2 separate regions of the Mus musculus genome follow, and region 2 is linked to region 1. Evidence: chromatin loops called from intact Hi-C (ENCODE). Cell type or tissue: gastrocnemius. All regions are shown on one strand.

Region 1 (8,000 bases):
GGTTCCAGAGAGAACATTAGATCTTAGCTCTTGACAAAACGGATGGCAGATACTGGCCTTTGAAACTCTGTTGATTCATCTCTTCTAATCGGTCCCCAAGGAGAAAGAACATAAACAAAGAGTGAGGTCTTCCCTCCCACTGAACACTATTCCCATAGTTTCCTTTTGCTCCCCAGCCTGTAATTCTAAGTTCAACAAAACAGTTGTCAACAAAAGTGACTGAGGCTTCCACCAGAGTGCCAGGGCTCTGTGCAGACTCAGAATCCCTGTTCCCTATGTCACGTTCCAGCATTGTATAGCACAGTTCCATGTCACAAACAGGAAGGTTAGAAACACTAAGGTCTGTGAACATCACTGCTGCAGCGAGGCAGCTCCTCTGTCTACTCGTTCAAGTGTCTTACTCTACTGGATGCTGGATAGAAATTTAGGGTAACTTCTGACAAAGTGTGCCGGTCTAACAATAAAATAGGGTTTTGTAATCTTCTGGTTGGTAAAAGATATGTTCCGGAGAATATAGGAACATGCCCGGAGAGACCTAACCTGTATGTCCACTTTCATGCTCTTGTTCCCCAAACCCCTGGGCATTGTTGTCTGCTCAAGAGATTCTACTGGAAGCATGATGACCCACCTGTCTGGGAAGAGAAAACCTCAAGAAGGCAAAGTGCAGTGCGTGTTTGTGGTCAAGATGAGGGTGTTAAGGGATGTTGGAGTCTGGTGTAGAGACAGGCAGGTTGCAGAAAAGCACAGATCTTTGCCAGTGGTTGGCCCTGATTGAAAACCTGTTTGAAACAGACTGTGTAGGAAAAATCAGGATTAAAGAGTGCTGCCTTTATGGCTCCTTCTTCAGAATAGGTGCAGACCCCTCCCCGTGCCCGTTCCCTGCCACCCGGGGTAAGGAGGTGGCACTACCAGTCTGTCTAACCCACTCACTGGCTTTGACCTTCAACTGCCAGTCTGGGCAAATACCAGTGAGCTCTGTTGTACCAAGACCAGGTCTTCAGAGCATCTGAACCACTGTGGCCTTCTCTTCTCAGCCTTCACTGTGACACGGGGGACATTGAGTGACAAGCCTCAGAATGTTACAGAGGTAAAGTGAGGCATCTCAAATCCACTGACAGATAAGAAAACCGCGTTAGAGGGAAAGTCACCTCTGCTATTGTAGAAAGTGGCAGAATATCCAAACTTAACTCTAGCTTCCATGTCTGTCTTTATTACCTTCATCTTCCTACTTCCTGTCCCACCGGCATCTCACTTAATTGAGCCTAATGTCAGTATCTGTGTGTGCCAATGCTGTTACCACATCCTGGTGAAGCTAAAAAATAAAATTTAATTTGGACCAAAAGAATGTTGTTATTCATTTGAAATCCGCGCTGCTTGTCTGCACATGCCTACCCGATGCCCTGGTGCAGAGAAGGGGAGCTGCCTCAGCTGGTAAGGCACTTCCTATCCAAGCTGGTAAGGCACTTCCTATCCAAGTTCCGATCCCCAGGACCCATGTAAATGCCAGGGGTGGAGCTCTATAACCCAGCATTAGCAGAGGTGCATCCTTGGAGCTTGCTGGCCAACCACCTTCGGCAAATTGGTAGGCTTCAGGTTCAGTAAAAACTCAGGTGGCGTGATTAAGGGTTAAAGCAGACAGTTGCTGACCCTCTGGCCTTTTTGACATTCAAACATGCAGGAACATGTACCCACATAAATATACACAAGATCCCTGCTACTACTGCTAGGTCCCTTCCTACCTGTGAGCTCAGCTCCCTTGGGAACATGACTCACTGCCAGTTCCCTTGTATAACCTGGGCAGGACTGTGACTCCCATGTAAGGGTGGTCTGACAAGGCCAGGTTCATCCCAGTGCCCATCTGTAGAGACACTGTACTGCTGCGGTACTCCTGCCGGATCTCATAGATCTCACAGTTCAGTCTTCAACTTTCCATCTTGAATTATTTCTCCCTTCGTACCTATTTGGAATTTCAGCATGGTTTTAGCTATAAGTCTCTTTGCCAACACTGTCTCGATCAGACTGCAGAGCCATGCCTCTTAACTGCAACGCCTCTTAACTATTGAACTTCAGCTGAGTGAAACAGCAGAACATTCACAGGGCCAAGCACAAATCAGCACAATTAGAAAGGGCTACGAAGTTCAAATTTAAAAGCAAGCCAGACCTCTAAATGCTTGCCGACCACGGGATACAAGCCCCTAAAGGCCACTGCGCTCAGGCAGTGCAGCCTTGGCACTCAGCTCATTGCCACTGCACATTTAGAATCAAATTATGGAATGGTGGGGGGGGGGGGGGACAACTCAAATTTAATCTGGTAAAGTCAGTTCCACTCATCAACTGCGAGAGCAGAGAACAAAATAAGTGCTCTGCTCTCAGGATAAAACAGTGTCTACATTCACCCAAGACTTCTTTGGGAAACAGTATGAATTCAAGGCGGAATTTCTGGTCTGAGTTCCAGACCGGCCAGGGATACATAGTGAGACCCTGAGTGTATGTATGTGTGTGTTGGAGGCACAGCAGCTGGGGGTGCGAGGACAGATGACCAGGAAGGAAATTAAAAATCATTGTGCAAAGGCATGGCAGGTAAAAGATCCCTGAAAGCTGCCCTTTGACCTCCACACGCTCACCTGCCCCCACCGTATAGTGGAATTTAAAGGACTTGAAGGCCCATGCTATTAGTCTTCTACTCAAGCTGTTGTCAAGGCCTTTTCAAGTTAATTATGTGCTGTTAATAGCACAATTGTGAGATCAGAGCTCACAGGCTGGCTCCCCCACTAAGCTTTACTAGTTATAATGGCTTATCAACTTGACCATGTCTGGAAGCAACCAGAACCCGAGCAGCTGGCCCAGTCTGTGTGGAGGTAGAAAACTCACCCTAACTCTGGGCTACCCCTTCTAGTGGCAGCCCACACAAAAGGACATGGAGACTTTTGCTTCTTGCCCAGGCATCCTCTTGCTGAGACATCCCTTCTCTGGTATTAGAACCTACTTCTTCATGTAGATTGAAGATCAGTTGAGACATCCCTTGTGGACTAAACTACTGAATTCTTGACTTTCTTGTTGGATACCAATTGTTAGGCTATCGGGACCACACCCTGTAAGCCACTTTAGTGAATTTCCTTTTAACATATACATAGCTCATTCTCTGTTGTTCTCTGGGAAAACCTAAATGTATTAGTACTCAAAAACTTTCATTCTTCCCGGACACCTGAAATCTCAGTAAGAACAAGGCTTCTTTTATTTACCTACTTGTTTTATAGGTTTGTGGAGACAGGATTTGTGTAGCCCTGGCTGGATGTTATAAGATAGTTTATCTAAACTACAAGACTGTTCCAGGGGACTCCTTTATCTCACAGATGGTGGAACGTGTGAAATCCAGTCAAGCTATGCAAACTCCTAAGTACAAAAGGCTGGTGCCACCACAGCTGCTGTGGCCACCTTACATGGGCACAGCGCCACCTTGTGGTCAGTCCTAAACTAACCACTTGTTACCAGGGCAATCCCAGCCAGGCTGTAGGGGATTTTAGAGGGGGAAAGGAAACCATTATATTTATTCTACAGGAAACTAAGGCACTCAGGGTGTTTTCAAACATTCAGACACATTCTGGTCACTTTTATAATTTTATTGTTTTTTTTTTCTCTTCACATCTTTTAAAATAGAAATAGCCTATGAACAACAGTTTCTTCTCCCAAAACCTCAATTCAATTGATTGCCTCAGAAAGGCTGTCAGAACATCACTTGGAGGCACAGGTCAGTGGCACACTTAATGCCTTTGCCCTGGGGTCAATCCCCAACACTGGAGAGGGGAGAGACAAAAACAAAAAACTACAAATCAAAACTTAAACACTGCCATCTCACTCCCTGCACAACTACTGGACTCAGCAGGCAGCAAGTTCAAATTTCTGCCCACAAAAATCAGCTGGTCAGTACTAAATCTGTTGTCAGCCAGACTTCTCTCTGCTCGTCTCTTTGCAGTTCTTCCATCAGCGAATCCCAGGCTGATGGGCATCTTTCAGGGCACAGTGAAATTAGAAGGAGCAGTAGTCAGTCAGGTTCTAGTCACCTCTCCTCCACCAGCTGGCCAGCTGGGAAACTATCTCCAGCCTCGCTCCCGGCTTTATCTTCTTCTTCCTTAAGACATTGCTCGCAGTTGCACAGAACAATGACTACAGTGTCCATTAACCTGAGAAGTGGTTTGAGCCTGACATCTTTCCTGAGCTAAAAATGAGAAAAAGCAGAGCTACGGCCTTCCTGCCACAGGGTCAAGAGAGGGAAAGCTCTGAAGGGCAGCGCTGGGAAGCAATGAACTCTCCTCAAGACGAGGGACAAGAGGGATGTGCTGCAGCCGAGGGTACAAAACAGATAGACAGCCTGGGGTCAAGGACAGTGGAGGGGAAGGACAGGTTTATTTTCCCCTTCGGAACTTCCCCGCTCCCCCAGTCTTTGCTTTCTTCTTAGCAGGCCCCTTGGGTTCTGGCTCCTTGCGCTTAGCTGAGGAGAGTGAGCCTGTCACCTTGAAGAAATCATCGAGGCGTCCCTGGGTGCTGCCCTGGCGGCTCTTACTCAGCCGCTTGACCCCACTGCGAATTCGCTCTTCAGAAAACTGCTTTTCACCACACATAAATTTGACCAACTCTTCTTCATTTGGCTCGCTCCACTTCAGCTCCACAGACTCTGGGTCCAGTACTTCTGGCTCCAGGAAGAGCTGCTGGGCTTCCTTGTGGAGCCAGTTCTCTGGAACGGGGTACTTGCTGGGGTCCAGCCGCCTCACGATCTCCTCGATGCTCTTATGTTTCTGGATGAGATCCACAGCCCGCTTGGGCCCAATGCCACGGATGCTCTCGCAGTAGTCGCTACCCAGCAGGATGCACAGATCCACAAACTGCTCCTGGTTCAGACCCAGCTCCTGCAGGACGCGGCTCAGATGGAACTCTTGGATGGGCAGCTTCTTGGCCTCACTGGCAGTTAAGTGTCGCATTAGCACGGGGCTGCCAAAAGTGAGGCAGTCCATGTCCTCCGTGGCCGCAGCATAGACTTTGCCAGCCTTTGCCAGGGCAGCACAGCTGGCCTCTGCCTCGCTGGGTGCATCAAGGTAAGGGATGCCCATGAGGCTCAGCAGGTGTTTGCACTCATCATTGTGTTGCTTGGTGACCTTCACGAGCCTCTTGGTGAACTTCTCCACCTCCTCCTCCATCCCAGCCTCCTGAGCCTGCTGCAGTTGCTTCTCAGCCTCGGCGCGCCTCTCACTGCGCTTGGCCAGCTCGCCTGACTTCAGCTGTGGTGGTTTGCCATCAAAGACGTACACAGGCTTGATGCCATTCTCCATCATGCGGATGGTACGGTAGAACATGCCCATCAGGTGGCTGGTGGTCTCACCCTCCTCGTTCTGCAGCACATCCCCACCCTGACGAACAGCAATCAGGAACTGGTAGATGCTCATGGAGGCATCGATGGCCACTTTGCGACCAAAGTAGCTCTTGATGTCATTCTCACGGATGGCACTGGGGGCCACATCAGCAATTAGTTTGGCAAGGCCGTGAATTCCCATGGTAGCACAGGAGCAATGGCTAAAACAAAGAAAGAAGAGTAAGAGGAGGAACTTGGAGGATACAAAAGGAACAAAAGTTTTAAGTGGCAACATTCACCAGTCTCATGGTTCATCAAACTTAACATGAGACACAGCAGGACTCCAAGCCAGCAGAGCAGAAGAGGCAAAGGTGAACAAGATCCACCATTCTCAAGCAGGCCTCCTGACAATCAGAAGCTGTTCTGGGCGCTTCAAGGAATGAGATCTGGGATGTTCTTTTGTTTTTGTTTTTTTTTTTGGTTTTCCGAGACAGGGTTTCTTTGTGTAGCCCTGGCTGTCCTGAAACTCACTCTGTAGACCAGGCTGGCCTTGAATTCAGAAATCCGCCTGCCTCTGCCTCCTGAGTGCTGGGATTAAAGGCGTGCGCCACCACACCTGGCATGGGATGTTCTTGAATAACTTAAGGGCTCTGAATAACGCAATGGCACCATCTGTCACAGAGTGACTTCAACTTTAACCTGCATTAAGGATCACAGAAGACAGAGTGCTTGGCTCAGCTTGAAGGGCCCTGAGATCATCAAGGCAGACGTGAACCCTCAGGAGCAGGTAAGTACCAGCTATGCGAATATGACTATGTCTGATTTATTGCTTCTCCACAGATGTCTAACCGATGCAGCAGACCTGAGGGGTACACCTCTGCATAAGGACAGGTGGCCACCTCACTGCTGCTACTCTTCCCTTCCCATCTCCCTTAGCACTTGAGGGTGTTTTTATCAGGATGCCAGAGGAGTTTTAAGTCCTCCTCTTTGTACTCTCTTCCCCCCTAAGTCTGAACGCCATGACTTCCCACAGATCCTGAACTGAGGGCTGGCATGCTGGATTCACACAGTCCAATACTGCATGCACTTCTGTAGTACTTCCATCAAATCACTCCTAGGGAAGCATTTTCAAAACTACCCTCACAATTTTTGGCTCCTCCAATTGAAACATTAATTTTCCTTTTATCTAATTATTTTTCTTTAAATGGACTTTCAAGAAAAAAAAATTGGGGGTTAGGGGGCAAAAAACCTAGTTGTGAGTGATGGTGCATGCCTTTAATCCCAGCACCTGGAAGGCACAGTCAAGTGGATCTCTGAGTTCCAGGCCAGCCTAGTCTACATAGTAAGTCCCAGGCCAGCCAGAGTTACATAGTTGAGACCCTGTCTCAAAAACAAACAGAAAATTAAGTTGGGAAAGAGAATCCATTTTAAACAAAAATATCTGCATTGTGTCAGTCAAGTCATATTAATGTGTTAAATGTACAATAAAAGGATTTTCTAATATGCAATTTATTAAGGTTATCTTGCTCGCCCAATGTTAGTGTGTCCACACCATAAGAAAGTCCTGTCAAGGGCTGGTGAGATGGCTCAGTGGGTAAGAGCACCCGACTGCTCTTCCGAAGGTCCAGAGTTCAAATCCCAGCAACCACATGGTGGCTCACAACCATCTGTAACGAGATCTGATTCCCTCTTCTGGAGTGTCTGAAGACAGCTACAATGTACTTACATATAATAAATAAATAAATCTTAAAAAAAAAAAAAAAAAAAAAAAAAGAAAGTCCTGTCAATTGTTCTAATTTGTTCCCAGTCTTACTTCACTGTGTCTTTTCTGAAGCCCAAGTGGCCCTGTATAGTCCCCTTCCTTCCTGACTACAAACACCTCAGCACACGTTACTTGTATAGCACAGAAGCCTAGTGAAGAGGCCTGCTTCTCTCTTTGGTCTTCTTCCTGCCCTCCTTCCTTACTTCTTCCTGGTTCGTATTACTGTGGTTCCTCTAAGAATACAAGCAGCAAAAACTCAGTCTTAAGGCTAAAGACTGTAGCTCTCCCTGGTACAGTGGCTTGCCTAGCATGCATGGAGTCCCATGTTGAATCCTCAGACCAGAAATCAAATAAAAAACTCATCCTTGAATCTGGTATTCTGTGTGTGGGTATAACAATGGGGACTGAGCTAGAGCCCTCACTCCTGCTAGCAAGTGCTCTACATCTTCAAGATTGTGTAACACAAGTCACTTCTGAGTTGTTAAATAAGAATGAATAACCATTTCTGCCTTGCAGAACCGGTCAACCAAAAACCCAGATGGAATACACACATCACCAGATGCCGTGCCATGTTCCCTAGTCAACCATATGGTTCACACCTCACTTACTACGTTGCTAGAATGAATACAGGCTATTACCACCCATCATGTCACACAGAGGGAAACCTGTTCTGTCCTGATAGTCTCAGTCCCGCCTCCACAGGACCTTCCAGATAGCAAAGCCTTAAATGAAATGGCTGCAGGCAGGATAAAAACACACCTAGTTCCCCTGCTCCCCACTCCCCAGAGGCCTACTGATTAATCACCGTATTAACTGGGCCCCACTGTTCTACGGAGTCTTCCAGACTTCCCTTCACCAGAAATGTCCTTGGGGCTTTTCCAACACCTGCCTCAG
Region 2 (8,000 bases), 200 kb before region 1:
AGCCCAGTTGGACTTGCTCAGGCCAGAGGTCCACATCCCTCCCTGGGTTACAGAGAAAGAGTTCCAGAGTCTCCTCTGGCCTGGATTAAAGTATCTTCCCAGTCTGATTTGTGTGTGTGTGTGTGTGTGTGTGTGTGTGTGTGTGTGGTGTATGTGGTGTGTGTGTGTGTGTGTGTATGGTGTGAGTGTGTGTGTGGTGTATGTGGTGTGTGTGTGTGGTGTGTGTGTGTGGTGTGTGTGTGTGTGTGTGTGTGTGGTGTGTGTGTGTGTGTGTGTGTGGTGTATGTGGTGTGTGTGTGTGTGGTGTATGTGGTGTGTGTGTGTGTGTGTGGTGTGTGTGTGTGTGGTGTATGTGGTGTGTGTGTGTGTGTGTGTGGTGTATGTGGTGGTGTGTGTGTGTGGTGTGTGTGTATGTGTGTGTGTGTGGTGTATGTGTGTGTGTGTGTGGTGTGTGTGTGTTTGTGTGTGTGTGGGGTGTGTGTGTGTGTGTGTGTGTGGTGTGTGTGTGTGGTGTATGTGGTGTGTATGTGTGTGTGTGTGTTTGTGTGGTGTGTGTGTGTATGGTGTGTGTGTATTGGGGATTGACCTGGGGATGACACACATGCCAGGCAAATGCTATTTCTCTGAGCTGCAAGACAAGCTCCAGGTCTTTTGTTTTTCTCCCTAGCCTCCTCTCCAATGACCAGGCCTGGCCAGGAGTTCAGCTCAGTCTTATAAGGGAGCTGGAACATCAGACCCTCTCCTGCTCAGCTCCGTGCTCCTCCCTCACTCTTATCTCCACTCCACTTACATGCTTGGAGGCCCCTCCCCCATGAGCTCCCGACCCTCTTACCTGTAGAGTCCACGGATGGAATAGTAGAGGAATATGAAGACAAGGAATTCTCCATACAGCAGCTTGTAGATGCTGCCTCGCCAGCACAGGAGGAGGGACGAGAACGAACCGAGGCGGGCATTGGCTACTTTGTTTGTGTAGGTGATAGTCATGGCTTGGCACTGGGCAGCAGTAGGTGGGCTTGGGTCCTGGTGAGCAGGCAGAGTGATGTGGGAATGGATAGGAGTCAAAGACTAGGTTCTGATCTTGGACTTGCATGAGTTTAGTCCTACCCTACCCTGGGCCTCTATTTTCTAGCCTGAGACACAGAAGGCAGGTCTGTGAATTGCCACACATTCTTGATTTTGTGTGATGGCAAAAGGCAGCTGCAAGGGCAGTAGCAACAGTCACACAGAGCTCAGGGCTTCAGAGCCAGGCAGCATGAGCTCCCAACCCATTTTCTCGGTTTCCTCAATCGTACTGGAGTGAGTAGCTCCGTGATTTAGGCAAGCTGTGCTCACCGCCATGTGCCCATCCCCTCCCCCGCCCAGCCTGGCAAGAGGGAATGCCCTTCTGATAGTTACTGAATGGTGACCTCCAAGGCTATCCACCCACCTGGGGGCGGGTGGGGGGTGATGGATGCTTTTCCTGAGGTCAGTCCATGGCCCCCCTCCACATTAGGTCATCTCCTAGGAAAAAGGTCCCCAGCCATCCTACTGGAAGTCATGCCTCAGTTGTCACCAGCAGCATCTTCCCCGTGTGCTTGATCCTTCTACATGGTGCATTGTTTCTACTTGAATCCGTGTGCCACCGGGCACTCCTGCTTACCCTTTGTTCTCTTCTCCCCCCAAAAGCTCTTAGTGTGTTCTCAGCATAGTTGCTCAATAAAAACGGATTAAACCAGTGATCAACTAACCCATTCCCACCATTCCAGTGCCACCACAAACCAGCTGTTGTCTCTGTGCCTGCACACAAAGTTCATTCCTACCTCGGGGTCTTTGCACAGACATACAGAGCCCACATCTCCCACATGTGCTCCCGATGTGTGCCCATCACAACTGCATACATAAGCACAGGTGACCACTCCTAAAAGCCCCCAAAGCCCCGGCCCTGTCCACCTGGGGCAGCCCCTGCTCACACAGGGTTCCAGCAGTTCAGGTAACCCCATAAAAGCTCTGGCCACTATGTTGATGGGACTTTCTGAGACCCTGGGGCAGGTACCCTTGCCCATACTTGGAGGCTGGCACTGCCCACCTAGATAGTGCTGAGTTATCACCTGACTTTCTAAGCAAAAGGTTCTACAAAGAAGCCATTGTCTCAGCCCCTCCTGTCATCTGCTCAAAATCAGCAGCCAGCACAGCCTGGCCAGCGTTCCTCTAATTCTTTCCTGGGGAGTGTTGACTTATTAGGCTGGAATTAGGTGCCATAGCCCCTCTTCCATGGCTCTAAGTTTAGATCAAGAAATCTGTGCCAGGTGGTGGTGCCGCACGTCCTTAATCCTAGCGCTTGGGAGGCAGAGGCAGGTGAATTTCTGAGTTCAAGGCCAGCCTGGTCTACAAAGTGAGTTCCAGGACAGCCAGGGCTACACAGAGAAACCCTGTCTCGATAAATAAATAAATAAATAAATAAATAAATAAATAAATAAATAAATAAATAAATCTGTGTCGCCGCCACTGCGTCCTGACCCTTGAAGTCTTTCAGAGAAGATCTGGGGCAAGATTGAGCTCCATCTAAGGTATCAAGAGCTCAGGGGAAGAAGGAGACTTTGTCCAGGTCTCTGGGGACCGCTCTGGAACAATTGACACATGCCACTGGCTTCTAGCGACCTGTGTGCTAGCTGTGACTGAGCCACAGCGTCCTCGTCTGAAAAGGATGTGTTGCTCTGGAATGTCAGCACAGTTAAAAGTAACATCAATGCATATATTGGTGAGAAGCTCTGATTGGCCGCTGGTGACATCATAGGTTGTGGTGGCTTGTTTAGTTGGCAGGGCCTACTAGTAGGTACTTCAAAGTCAGAAAAAGAAAAGGGGAGCAGGAAGGCAACGGGGCTTGATGCTATTTAAACGGCCTAATCCCAGACAGCCTGAGAAAAACAAAGACACATGCCCAAGCATCCAGAGGGAGCTGGGTGGCATCTCAGCAGCTCAGGCAACCTTAGTGTGCCAGTCCTTTCTGTAGGTTCTTCTGAGCACCAGGCTAAGATGAGAGTTTGCCAACAAGCCACTGTACATGAAGAGCATGGACAGCAAGTCTTCACTGACTGAGACAGTTGCCAAGACAGTTACCAAATACGCAGCTTCTCCAGACCTTAGGAGCCTGATGCTGTGTCCTTGGAAACGTTGCGTTTTTATCAAGTGCTGTAGGCGTCTGTGGTTTGGGTGGTCTTGGGAACCACGCTTCTGGGAGTCCCAATTTACATTATGATCCTGAGCCTTAAAGTGAATCCACCCTCCTACTCTCTACTTCCTCTCCCGCTCCCACACCCCTTCAGACACTCCCTAAGGAAACTGAGCTTGCAGGTGATTCTGACACACAGGTTTTTGCCTGTTTAACTCTGTTCAGAAGGGAGGGGGGATTGTTTCACCATGACCTTGACTACGTTTCTAATCATAGTGAACAATAAAGCTGGTGTTATCCTGAGAGTCTGCTGAGATTGGGGGCAATCTTGGAGGATGAAAAGTACCCACCCCTCCCTGCCACTCTGTCCCTGTCCTTAATTGGACAGAGAAGGGACAGGACAGTTGTGAATGTCTTTTCATCTGAAAAGAGGGTGAGAATAAGTGCTGGCTCACTTACTGCAAGATGAGAGTGAGAGTGATAGACACGGCAGGCCTGGGGAGGATCTGCAAAGTCAAACCCAATGCTGCCTGCGCCCCACTGGGCAGGGGCAGACCCAGTGCTGCCTGCGCCCCACTGGGCAGGGGCAGACCCAGTGCTGCCTGCGCCCCACTGGGCAGGGGCAGACCCAACTTGCCCAGGTGCGGGTTTTCCATTGTAATGTACAGCTGGACCGAGAATCTCTGTGGGCTCCTACCTGTTTCTCCTCTTTTCTTCAATACATACTGACCTTCACAAGAGAGCTTGCTATCTAATAGGTGTTCTCTCTCTCTCTCTCTCTCTCTCTCTCTCTCTCTCTCTCTCACACACACACACACACACACACACACACACACACACACAGAGTCTACATTGAGGTGTGTTCTCATGTAGCTCAGGATAGCTTTGAACTTTCTATGTAGCCCAGGACCATGAAATTCTAACACTTCTCTCTGTACTTCCTGAGAGCTGAGATTACAGATGTGAGCCACCATATCCAACAGATAAGTGCTGGGGATCCAGTGCAGGGTTTCATGCACACCAGGCAAGAACTCCTCCCACTGAGATAAATCCCAGTCCAATAAATATATATTTAATTAAAGTTGAATATGTTTCTAGCAGAGTAGTTCAAAACAAAACACCTGTAAACACTGCCTTAAACACTGCCTTAATGGACTCCTGCATCCCTTATGTTGGTCACTAGAGGTCACCATTGACTTAGTTCTTGCCAGGGAAGCCTAGTCCAGTTGTTCAGGTGTCAGTGATCATCAAAGTTGTCTTTGGAAGTCGCCGTTATCTCCTTGACCATTACCAGTAGCTACATAGTATTTTAGAAGAGCTGGGAAGTGCTGGAGAACTTCTTTGGTTTTCTGTGAAGCCCAGTTCTTCACCGTTAACCAGTTCTTCACTTGCTAGTGCTGCTCTCTGCTTCTTCCAGTCTCAAGATGTCTCCAGAGACACTGTGAACAATCTGCTCCTAGACCCACACAACTCTAAGCACATTCAAACATAAGACATGGTGTCCCACGGGCCTCAAACACAAATGTGTCTCCAGTCAACCAGACAGGCCTCAGGTATACAGTAAAGCCCAAGACATACCTGGATACAGGACCCCAGAATAACCTCCTACAAGGAGAGTGCCCAGCGCAGCCAAGACCACTCTCCCTTTCCATCCCACAAGAAGTTATTCAACAAAACATCTCTGATACCAGGGTAGAATCTGTTCTAACTCCTGCCTCTAAGAAGACAAGAGTTGAGAGACTCTAAAAAAAAATATTTAAAACCTCCAGCAGAGAATGGGAGTGAGAGTGTCTGAGAGGCCAGGGAAGCCTACAGAGTGGGAGCTCTGGAGTTGGTGTTTGAAGCAGGAGTAGAAGCTCACTGAGCCGAGAAGATGTAAGCACATAAGAACAGCCCACGGCAAGTCACTGAGGCATTGCCGAGGGACTGTTGAGTGTAAAACACTCAGGTGACACTGGTGCTCAAGGCAGACCTTTTGGCCAAGGCCACATCACTACCAATGAACCAGGACTAGGACCCGGGACCTAAAGTCTTCTAAGTTTGGGTCCTGGGCCCTTTCTACCACGAACCATGACCTCTGCCCTGGAGGAGGGTTACCTGGGGCCTGAGGCTTACCTGTTAGGGTTTCTGTAGGGTTTGAAGGGAGGTCTGAGGAATGAAGGGTGTGCAGAGAAGACTTTGATGGTAGCAGAGCCCATGCTCTCTAGCCCTCTGGTAGAGAGTCATGTCAGGGAGCAAGCAGAGCACATAGGGCTGATGGGTGAAGGTTCTGGACCCAGAACATTACAGCCTCCTCATCTAAGATCGCCATGGCAACAAGAGCATCACAGAGGGCCTGACCTTTGCCAGGCAGGTAGAAGAGGACCAGACTTGGCAGAGGGCAGTAAGCAGTAGGCCCTGGGCTGGGCCTGGCAGACCTGGCTGCTGTCTCCAGGTTCTGCATAGGGTGCCTGCTAGCCCACTCTCCTCCTCTGGGCCAATCACAGAATAAACAGGGAAGAAACCAAGAGGTGGATTAACACAGCTGGACAGGGAGGCAGAGGACATATAGTGCCACTCCAGGGACAGGAAGGAAGACAGTCAATACCTCTTTCCTGACACGAAGCAGCTCTCATTGCTAAAGCTCTGGGAGACTGGCATAATAACCTCTGACCTTTTCAGAGGGGCAACAGGGATAAGGTGAGACAGGGAAAGGCTGGGAGACAAGTCCCAGCACCACCAAGCCATATCCCACAGATAGCAATGAAATAATACAGAATAGACCAGAACCAACCCAGAAAGAGACACATGGTGAGAACTCAGCACAACCTGGGGGAAAGCTAGGATCTCTAGTCGTGTGGTGCTTCATGGACTCCACCCTGCAGCTACCAGCCAGGTGAGGACCTGACCCTACCCTTACCTCTCACCAAATCCCCATCTGTTCAGTGAATTTATTTGTTTGTATGTATGTATGTATGTATGTATGTATGTATGTATTTAGTTTTTGGTCTTATGTGTATAGGTGTTTATCTGTATAACATATGCATGCCTGGTACCTGATGCAGCCAGAAGAGGGCACAGTATCCCTTGAGACTTGAGTTTCAGATGGTTGTGAGTCAACATGTGGGTGCTGGAGATCAAAGTCAGGTCCTCCGGAAGAAGAGCCATTGCTCTTAACTGGTGAGCCACAGTTGACTGAATTCTTGATACAAAGACCTACTACATAGTCCAAGTTCCTTGGGGGATATCAAGCAGCAAAAGCCTTTTTCTCTGTGGGCTCCTCAGCCTCAGTGAATTGCTTTGCCTGTCTATTTCCTCTTAGAACATGGACTCTTACACTGAGGCCCCTTAGCACGCACACACACTATACAACACACACACACACACACTGAGGCCCCTGAGCACACACACACACACACTATACAACAGATTGTTAGAGATGCAAGGATCTGAGGCTTCCACCCCAGACCTCCTCAGTCATAATCTGCATTTCATTTTTTTTTTTTTAGTTTTGTTTACTTATTGGTGTGTGTGTGTGTGTGTGTGTGTGTGTGTGTGTGTGTGCTTGAATACCACAGTACACATTCGGAGGTCAGAGGACAACTTTCAGGAGTTGGTTCTCTCCTTCCAGCTTGTGGGTCTCACGAATCAAACTAAGCCTTGACCGCAAGCACTGTTATCTACATCTGAGTCAGGTGTACAACCTGGGTTGAGAGGTTGGCTTCGGGCGATGGTGAGAGAGAGAAAAGTCCATTACTGTTTTCATTTCAAAAGCACTGCGTTCTTTTGTTTGTTTGCTGTTGACACAGGCCTTGAACCTGATGTGTATCTGAAGATGACCTTGAACCCCTAATTATCCTTTGCCCGTTTCCTAAGTGTTAAGATTGCAGGCCCAACTTATGCAGTGCTGGGGATTGAACCAAGGTTTCTTGCATGCCAGGCAAGCACTCTACCAACTGAGCGACACCCAGACCTCTTTATACTTAGTTGAGAATGTTCTTGAACACATAAAACTTTAATGTTCATGAATTTTGACCTGGCTGAATCTATTCTGAGAATTTTATGATTTTTGCTGATACAGTTAAGATCTGATATATTTTGGATTCCTTTTTGTGGAGAGTGTGAGGTAAAGGTCCAAGGCCACTGAGACATATGGGTACCCAGCTGCCCATGTGCTGTTTGTTTCCTTCATTGAATGGGTTTGGCATCATTGTTAAAGATCAATTTGTGACAGATGTATCTATTTCTGGAGAGTCTGCTCAATTCCATTGACCTCTGTGTCTGTCCTGAGGCCAATACTACACTTGTTTTGATTTGGTTTTTTTTTTGTGTGTGTATATATGTGTAATATGTATATGAGTACATATGTGTGCATTCATATTGAAGCCCTAGGTCAATGTCAGTGTCTTCCTCAGTGGCTCTACTTCATTAATTGAGACAAGATCTCTTGCTGAACCCAGAGCTCACCAATTCTGCCTAGTCCTAGTCTAGCTTAGCCAGCTTGCCTCATAGAATGACAGGCATGCACCAGCAGGCCCTGGTTTATACAGCGGAAGGCAGTGGGTAGGCATACTGCTTTGGAATCAGAAAGTGGGAGGTAGGCTTGGTGAGTAAGATGACCTCAATTCAATCCTCAGAATCCACAAGTGGAAGGAGAGAAGTTACTCCCACAATTTGTCCTCTGATTCTACATGTGCTCCATGGTACATGTGCACCAATCTTCCCCTCCCCCACCCCCCACTGCATACACAAGCACACACACAAGCAAATAAGCAAAAGTAAAACAGAAGTGTGTGTTTTTGGACTTAGGTTTTTAGGCTGTGGTTTTGGTTCATTTCTGATGCTGTGCTGAAACACCTGACAAGAGCCCTTC

The links. Peaks named below come from ENCODE experiments on the same cell type or tissue, not always from the same donor. Only the 100,000 strongest peaks of a DNase experiment are listed, where the experiment ranks them.
Region 2: it touches region 1 in a loop (5-fold over the local background); 26 of 42 quality-filtered maps call a loop at or near these places.

The regions. Positions count from the first base shown.
Region 1 is chr19:10,195,533-10,203,532 of GRCm38, forward strand. Fads1 (fatty acid desaturase 1) reads left to right here. Exons shown (of 12, transcript NM_146094.2): 12 at 1-1,342. It overlaps Fen1 (flap structure specific endonuclease 1), which reads right to left. Exons shown (of 3, transcript NM_007999.6): 3 at 3,600-5,565. The coding sequence starts at 5,546. The coding sequence ends at 4,404. Among named protein-coding and RNA genes, the nearest start is that of Tmem258, 4.7 kb to the right of the region's middle. In gastrocnemius, a CTCF peak has its summit at 3,469 (motif pointing left); DNase peaks (open chromatin) are centred at 3,453 and 4,909; H3K4me3 peaks cover 338 bases; H3K27ac peaks cover 239 bases.
Region 2 is chr19:9,996,195-10,004,194 of GRCm38, forward strand. Best1 (bestrophin 1) reads right to left here and starts at 5,439. Exons shown (of 12, transcript NM_011913.2): 1 at 5,264-5,439; 2 at 833-1,020. The coding sequence starts at 984. It also overlaps a transcript of Rab3il1 not described here. In gastrocnemius, a CTCF peak has its summit at 4,331 (motif pointing right); a DNase peak (open chromatin) is centred at 4,343.